Regions from separate parts of the Homo sapiens genome. Here region 2 is linked to region 1. Evidence: chromatin loops called from intact Hi-C (ENCODE). Cell type or tissue: K562. All regions are shown on one strand. Each heading gives the region's core, and the rest is flanking DNA. Links, peaks and the distances in the headings are about the cores only.

The links. Hi-C counts contacts between places; a loop is a spot of excess contacts. Peaks named below come from ENCODE experiments on the same cell type or tissue, not always from the same donor. Only the 100,000 strongest peaks of a DNase experiment are listed, where the experiment ranks them.
Region 2: a loop joins it to region 1, with 11 times the contacts of the local background. A loop is called at or near these places in 93 of 110 quality-filtered maps.

What each region holds. Positions count from the first base shown.
Region 1 is chr3:113,285,551-113,289,951 of GRCh38, reverse strand. BOC (BOC cell adhesion associated, oncogene regulated) reads right to left here. Exons shown (of 20, transcript NM_001378074.1): 19 at 4,387-4,401; 20 at 2,493-3,277. The coding sequence ends at 3,090. CFAP44 (cilia and flagella associated protein 44) reads left to right here. Exons shown (of 35, transcript NM_001164496.2): 35 at 1-3,022. SPICE1-CFAP44 (SPICE1-CFAP44 readthrough (NMD candidate)) reads left to right here. Exons shown (of 52, transcript NR_183050.1): 52 at 1-3,022. Among named protein-coding and RNA genes, the nearest start is that of BOC, 76 kb to the right of the region's middle. In K562, for the core only: a CTCF peak has its summit at 1,697 (motif pointing right); DNase peaks (open chromatin) are centred at 1,701, 2,491 and 2,731.
Region 2 is chr3:113,133,954-113,138,354 of GRCh38, reverse strand. All of the region lies in intron 1 of NEPRO-AS1 (NEPRO antisense RNA 1), which reads right to left. Among named protein-coding and RNA genes, the nearest start is that of LINC02044, 32 kb to the left of the region's middle. In K562, for the core only: a CTCF peak has its summit at 2,077 (motif pointing left); no DNase peak of the experiment used is centred there.

The DNA.
Region 1 (4,401 bases), core at 132-4,131:
CTAGGAGCTGGGGCTGCAGCCATCTGAAGCTTGGCTGGAGCTGGAGGGGCTATTAGCAAATTCACTCCCTTGGCCATTAGGCAGGGCTTCAGTTCCTCGCCATGTGGGCCTCTCCATAGGGCCGCTTGGGATATGACTTCTCCCAGAGCAAGTGATCCAAGAGTGAGGGAGACAGCAAGAGAGAATGATGTATACAAGAGCCACAGTCTTTTACAGCCCAAGCTCAGAAGTGACATAGCGTCACTATTGTCATATGGGTCACAGGCTGACCCTGTGTGATGTGGGAGGGGACTGAACAGGGTGTGAATGCCAGGTGGGGGTCACCGGGGCCTTCGTGGGAGCTGGCAGCCACAAGAAGCAGCTGCCTGGAGAGAGTGGCTGGTCTCTGAGAAAGGTCTTGAGGCGATACCATCCCCTTGGTAATTGTAGAGAATCAGGAGAAGTTACGTTATCTTCCTGGGCCTCATTTTATTATCTGACAAATGAAGGATTGGTAGAATGGGTTCCTTCCCATTCTGAGATTCTGATTCTGATTGCAGCAAGAATGGACCTACAGTCTACAGAAGAGCCACATCAGGACTTGCTGTGCATTTCAACTGAGAGGAAAGCTAATCGGGATAATTATTCCCAAACTGAGCTGGACTAAATCACTAGTTAATTCTACAATATTCAGGGCTTCATTCCGCATGTTTGGGAATTGACGACAGTTAACACTGAATTACTTTATTTTGAATTGGACAAAATATGTTGATAGCTTTAGGTTCATTTCAACTTGATTCCAGGCTTAGTCTTAAATCTGTAGTTAAGTTAGAGCATCTGAGTCTTTGGGAAGTTAAGCTTCAAACACAAGTAGACCAGCAGGGTGTGGCATGGGCAGGGTGGCTGGGAAGCTATCCTGCTCCTGGCACACTTCCCTGCCTTCTGCTGTGCTCCCAGAGGAGCAGCCTCACCTCTGAGGGTAAGGCCAAAAATCAGCCTACACTGAGTTACTTGTGGGTCAATTGTTCATATAACTTGGCTCTTCTGAACTGTCATCCATAGTATCACCGATGATCAATCTCAGCATTGGAAGAAAAAGAAACCACAGAGTCCAGCCCCTCTGTCACAACTTCAGAGTAAAGGAGTTGCTCATGCCTGCCAGCCAGCCTGTCCCACCACAGCGGGCTCCCCAGCTTAGGGAGGTCTGTGAGCCATGTGCTAAATTTCTCTTTAGAGCTAAATCCATTGAGTGCTATGATTCCAGTGCTGTGCAGAAAGCAGATGTTTCACCTATCACTTCAGAAAAGTTCACCAGACTTCATTTTGACAGCTACCTTAGATCATCAAGGAGAAAAAGGAAAAAATGTAAAAACCAGTGGGGCTAGAAGGTGAGTTACAGCTCAGATTGGGGGGCCTCTGGATAGCAAAGCAATGACTGAGAGCGTCAGCCCTACCCACCCCAGAAGTGAGCTCTGGGCCGTGATGCCAGGTTGTCTGAAATCACAGTATCTTATTTTTTCTCTTCTCTTCCCTGCTCTGCTTCTCATTTCCTAACATTTACCTGTTCCTTACAGTCCTTCCTTTTAAATAATATTTTTAAAATACTGCTTTCCTGAAAACCATGCTGCACTTCCACATGAAGTTCTCTCTGACGTTGAGCTTGATGGAAAAAGGATGCAGAAGTCAGGAATAGCAGGTGCTATACTTATTTTGGCCAGCAGAGGATGCACTTGCCCTAAACAGTCAGAGTGACTCTTCCCTAGGACCCTGTTTATCAAATTCTTCATGTTTAAAAGCCAGGGTCTGGCCCCCCACTTAACGAGATTGTCTCAAGTGGCATTTCATCTGTAACTCAATTTTACAGAAATCTAGAAAATACAGGCTCCCCCCACCCTCTCCAGCCCCAAAACACAAAGCGTAGTAAGGCTTTCATTGCAAGCATCAGTCTCCATCTAATTCCACTTCCACATATAAAGATTTTAAAATTTCAATTAAAAAAGAATCTATGGTTGATCCTTTGGTTGGACAACAGTAAGTAAATGTTGATTTTAAACTAGTGAGTCAACTACTCTGGCAATGTTGGTGTATCTTTGGAAAGAAGGGAAGTGAATTTATTATGCACCATATGTCCATGTGTGGCACAGCACTTAGCTAAACAGTATTTTGGAGAAAATATTTGGTCTTCAACACACACCTATATAAAAAAGATTAGTTCTATTTCTTCAATATGACCTAAACTTCATCTCAAGTCCAGTTGGTAAGAGAACTATGAACCTGTTTTTCCTGGTCTGTTGTACAACGGTTCCCTTGTGGACTAAACGGTAATGTGTTCTGCATGAATCCAAGCACAACTGACATTCACTGTTTTAAAAAACAAAAAAGAGAAACATTTACTACCTTTTTCAGATCTCATTTCTGATGGACCTGAAAATATTGTAAGTGGGTATTTTCTTCAAATACTCAGAGACTGAATTCTAACATGTAAAGAAAATGCTGACTCACACATGACTCAGTTTGAAGGTTACAGGGAAGACTAAACATTTATTTAGAAGTTACAGTGTTTGTTTTTACAGAGATATGTTGCCACGGATTATTGATTCTGGAAGGTTTTTTAATGCTCATAGTGCTGTACACATCTTGGTCTGTTCTCATGGGCATCTTAGGAAAATGTTTCCCGTAGCACCGGATCCAGCCATCTGTGTGGGTGTCTCCAGGCTGTGATACCGTGCCCCTTGCTGTTCCCTCATGCTCGTGATGAACCATGTGCCTGGGATCCTTCCTCTTGCCAGCTTATCTGTGGGCCTCCTGCAGCCTCGCCTGCCACTGCAGAGGCCCCAGGTTAGGAGTCTGTCCCGCGCCAGCCTGTGCGGTGCTTTCCTGGGTGACTCCTGTTAGGTGGCAGCTTCTTTATTTTCCCTCTCCAACCTCAACGGGTAGGACTCCTTATGTCTCTCCAGAATTATAAAACATATACATTTATTTACAAGTGCATAAATATATAAATATGGCTATAATAGAAAAATAAATACCAATTTTCTCTGTCTCTTTTTTCTTCTTTTTTTTTTTAAAAAAAAAACAATATATAGTCTTTCTGGGATATCAGCTTCTGCCTAAATTGTGAGAGGTGGTGTTTCAAAAGACACACGCACCAGTGGCCCCGGGGAGAGCTGCATTCCAGGTTCCTGTCCTACGTAGGCCCCTACGGGGTGCTGGGGACACCAGTCTCCTCCACTCACTTGGCAGGAGTCAGGACTGTCCACCTCTTCAACTGGCACAAGGCCCAAGCAGCATGGGGGCCCTGAGGGGAGAAAGAGTAGGAACCATTAAAATCCAGATTGACCGAGGAGCCAACACCCAGTGACACTGGGCCAATCTCTATCTGTGGTGGAGGTGGTTACACTGGCTCTGGAAAGGGGACAGAAACCTACAACCGAGACAAGGGCACTTCTGTTCCCTCCAAGGTCTCTCATCAAAACAGGGAGGGCCACTTGCCACCCATTTCCCACTCATGCTGGGACTGTAGAGACTCCCGCACTGAGCCCACACCACAGGAGCAGATGAAGTCAGTGCAGCCCGTGAAACGCAGAAGGAAGCCCTGCTCTTTCTATGTTTAGGCGGCTAGTCCACCCTTTGCTATGGCTTCTGGTTACAATCATCCCACTCACAATCCAGTCCCCCCAGATTGACACGGTCCAGTTTAAATGATGCTGGGTCGAGCTTTAGGACCCAGCATCTTTTAAATTTAATCTCCTAGAGACAGAGTCCAGGATCTGCCTATGAATGGGCACACACACAGAGAAGCTAAGAAACGTTAGTGGATACTTGGTGCCCTCACCAAGTATCCACTGATTTCTAAGGAGACTAGCATGGAGGAAGACAATGGGATGGGCTTAGCGTGAATGGCCCAAAACTCCTTGGAGAAAAAGTTCCGTGGAAGTACAAAGAGTTATGATGATGATGTTTGTAAGAATTTGGCTCCTTAATGATTGAGGCAACCTTATTCCTTAATTAAGAGACAAGCCTCAACAAAGCAAGGCATTTCAGAGTGATTAGAGAATGCCTCTTAGTGTGATGAGCAGCAAATGGAATTTGTGAATGGCCTTGAAATGCACAGACCAAAAAGGGCTTTTTTCTCTGAAATGGAGAAATAGCCTTTTTCTCAGAGGCTGAGGACCGCAGCTTATCATGTTGCAGTAGAACCCACTTGGACATCCCACAGACCTACTGGGCCTTCAGCAGTGAAGGAAAGTGGCCAGCCACCCTCGATGCCCCATCCCTCCCACATAAATGCTGTGGCTGGCTCCTTACCAAGCCCCACCTTTGAAGACTGTTACTACTGGCTTGTGGATGCCTACCTCATGTCACCCCCAGCCTGTTTAATTTCCCTGCCCTGCTCCTGGAACCAACCTGAGTGAAATGGAG
Region 2 (4,401 bases), core at 245-4,244, 150 kb after region 1:
AAGAAAATCAAAATCAAACCTAATATTCAGAAAATAAGAAAATGTTTAAATTTAAAATAAAAATATGTTTTAAGGAAAGATAGAAGATAGAAGCTATGAAGCTATATGAAAAAGAAAGCAAGGAAATGAAAAAGAATTCAGCATGATCTTTATCTCTGGTGGTTGGAGGAGTAGTATGGACAGAAGCAGAGGGAGGGAATGGGAGGGGCAATATAGGTAGATGGAGTTTATTGTCAAGACGCATTGGGTGATGGGCCCATATTTTAAAAATTATGTTAAAAAATGGAAGAACTAAACAAAAGATGGCTATGCATTTACCAATGATGAGAGTGTAACATAAATTAAGGATGATGATTAATCCAATTCTGTGCCAAAAACTAATTTAGAAATAACTATATACTAGAACCTAAGGAGTGCAATTTAAAGCAGTGCTCAGAGGAAAATTCATAGTCTTCCATATGTAGAATAATAAAAAGACTGATAATGAAAGAAGTAACATCTGACTCAAAGAATTAATAAAAAGAACTGAATGATAATAATAAACCTAAAGAAAGTAGAAACTAAAAGCAGAAATTATTTAACTAATAACAAACAAAGTGGTATGTGTAGTGGTCAGATTGAAATAAATTATGGACTATCTGTACAGTGCAATACTCTGTGGCTATGAAAAAGGGAAGAGAAAGCTCTCTCTGGATTGATAGGGAATAATTGCCAAGCTATGTATAATAGCTAAGTAAAAAAAAAAAGCAAGGTGCTTTTGTGTAACGTATGCTATCATTTGTCCTTTGTGTAAGAATCAGGAAAGATAAAGAATATCCACACACACACACACACACACACACACACATATATATGCACATATGCACTTATATATGTGCATGTGTGTATATATACATATATACACATATATATGTATATATATATACACACACCCCTGCACATATATGTAATTGCTGGTATATGCATCTCTCTGGAAATATTCATCAGAAACTTGAAGCATTGGTTGCTACTGGCTAGAAGAAAGAGTAGAAGGGACATTTTTTACTACCCTTTTGCACATTTCAAATTTTGAATCACATGAATGTGCATACTTATTTAAAAATTAAGTTAAATAATTGGCAAGTAAATTATTTCTAGTTTTTAGAAATATGGAACTGAACAAGCCTTTAAATTTAAGATCATAAAATATAGCAAGAAATAGTTTTATTTTTCTAAATAACATTTTTATTTTCTACGTATATATTTTTCTAAATTATGTATTCCAAGTCCAGTTATGAGAGAGAGATTGTGGGAAATGAAAGGAGTGATAAACCACAGGAAAAGAGAGGGACCATGGGAAATGAGACTAAGAGTTAGACGGGAGCCCAGGAACCTATGCCGAAAGAGAGGAGCCAGACAATCAGGGAAGTTTGGTGAAACAGAAAGAAGTACAGGCATTCTACAAGTTCTAGGATCAGGACAGTCGGGTAAAATGTTCTTGCAACAATGCCTTCCATCTGGGACACGAGCTTTAGAGCAAACTATCCTGTTACAATAGTCTTTGAAATCATGTGAGAATAAAATGTTTATTTTTTCCATTGAAACCTAAGGGTTTTCTCATATGTGAAAAGAATTAACAAAGGTTTAAGAGAGTCAGTTAGGAACCTAGTATGTCTTTGACATTCAAAAGTGGTCGAATTGCTTCGTCTTTGTTCACAAGAGAATATGCGTTCCACTATTAAATGTCAGGCAGCTGTATTTGAAAATAGTGTTTATTTCACCTTTTAAAAGCCTCCCTTGACCACAAATAAGTCTAACTCATGAGGCTATAAATAATGTTTTATTTTTCCAATTTTTCAATTAAAAATATCAAACTCCTGGAGGAGCCACCCTTAGAAAATGAAGCACAATATCAGCTTAATAAAAGAAAAATTTATGTTTCTGGTTACAATATCTTGGCTTGAATAATTTCATCTCAGAATGCAAATGTAAGATAGAGTGAAGTTAAGTTGGGACCCAATCAAGTTTTGAAGATTCCCATTTCTGGCGTATAAAATAATGCAAGTTTAACGTTTTGGGAGACACCATTACCTCTGTTGCCACCTGCTGGTAAACATATGTCTCATTTAATTCAGTTAATGGCTCACCCCGATTAAACACATTTTGGATCTTGGAGATAGATTTGCAGCAAAATAACTTCTGCTGCTTCAGAAGTGGTCACTGGTTTACGGATGCAGTGGCTGATGCATCACAGGGACTGGCTGTGCTGAGCTATGTCCCTTAGTACGTAGGACAGCCGAAGACAGCTTGCACTGGTATGTGGATTTAGACAGGCCTTCCTCTGGCAGGGCCTCCTGCTCTCCCAATTCTTTAAGTTTGTCTATTCTCATGTCCATCAAAACATAGGATTCTTCTCCTTAAGGAGATCAGTTTTTAAAAACACTGAATGATTCTGAGTCTTAATTTAAAAAATTTTAATCAAAGGCTTTTGACCCTCCAAATGAACATGGACCACACACATATATATACTCATGCATACAGTTGCTTCATTTTGGTTCTGAGGTTGAAGTCAACACTGATGAACAGAGATGCTTTTATTTATTCTGCATGCAGCCTTTCTCTTCCTTCTCCCACTCATATGCTTTATTCTTCTGCTCTTTCAAAACCTGCATTCCATGCTCAATACTTGTGCATTTAGCTGCAACACAAACACTCATAACTCACAGTGTGGCTAATGTTTACACATTTTCTTATAAACATAAGGAGCCTACTTTATCTGGAACCCTCACTTTATCTGGAATTTTAATAAGCAGAAGGAAAAAATATGACCATTTTCCTTCTATGGTACCACTTCATGATGCTAATTGGTCATTATGTTCCCCCAAAATACTGTAAGATTCTGATGTGGTTTTGTTACCCATTTACTTATTTAAGAATAGTTGGGTGGTTGGTTTCAAGTTTTTGGTGATTCTGACTAGAGCTGCTATAAACATGCATGTACAGGTTTTTGTGTGAGCATAAGCTTTCATTTCTCTACAGTAAAAACCTGAGGGATGGGATTATTGGGTCATTGTGTATGTTTAACGTTTTAAGGAATTGCCAAGCCATTGTCCAGAGTCGCTTTACTACTTTGCATTCACATGTGCAATGCATGAGATTTCCAGTTGCTCCGCATCCTTGTCAGCACTTGGTATTGTCAGTATTTTTAATTTTATATATAATGGTAACACATTGTAGTTTTAACGGACATTTCCCTAATAATGAATAATTGTTGAAAACTTTTTGTGTACTTACTATCATCTAGCTATCCTTTTATGTTAAGTGCCTGTTTAATTACCCATTTTTTTACATTGGTTTATTTGTTTTCTGTTGCGTTTTGAGAGTTCTGATATATTCTGGTTATGTCTTTTGGTAATGTAGTTCTTGAATCATCAAAAAATGTATGAATATTTAAAGTTTTTTATTGTAAAGTTTTTAATTATATTTACTTCTTGGTGATTTACATATGCAAGCCACATAAGTCTATTAATTAAACTTTTCCATCACCCAGAACTGTGTGTATTTTGAATGATTGGGTGCTTTTTAAGGAGGCCCAGAGGGAAAGCTGGTAAGCTGCCCCAATCAGAGTCTGGAAAGAGCCATTTGGTGGATTCACAAAGGCAAGTCCAGGGTTTTTAGTCTTTAACTTGAAGATTCAAAAATGTGACTTGGTTGAGCCAGGCATGGTGGCTCATGTCTGTAATCCCAGAATTTTGGGAGGATGAGATGGGAATATTGCTAGAGCCCAGGAGTTTGAGACCAGCCTGGGCAACATAGTGACTCCCTGTCTCTTAAAAAAAAAAAAAAGAAAAAAGAAATGTAACTTAGCCAGTGTCCCAAGAGCTGATCCCATTTGAGGACGCTTATTCATGCTAGCAAGGCTCTCAAGAGACCAAAGTGCAAGACCAGGGTAGCAGCTAATGCACTAAGGGGGCCTCTTATGTCTTCTCCTATAGCTCCATCTGATATTCACAAGGTTCCTTGAGGAGCTTGGAGTTGGAATAAAGGGGATTTAGCTGTATCAATGGTTGTGACAGAATTTTTACTAGGTCATGGTGAAAAAAATAAGCATAATTTAACTTTTCTTAATGGATTCAACTTAAAGGGCTACCCTTTATTTAGAGATTGTATCCTTTCTACAACTTTGGCAAATTCCATATGAATTTATTTTCTTAGGGTGTATTGATGACTTACTGGCCTAGAAACAATTCTGAAAGTAAAGAGCCATTTTATGTTATAATTTCAGTCCTATCACCTGGATTTCTGAGACCTTGGGAGCTACCTCCCTCCCACTTCCTCATCTATATGTGTGTAAGTCAACTGAACTTGGCATTCAAGGCCCTATACAATCTGACTCTTAGCTTCCAATTTTATTTCAATTCA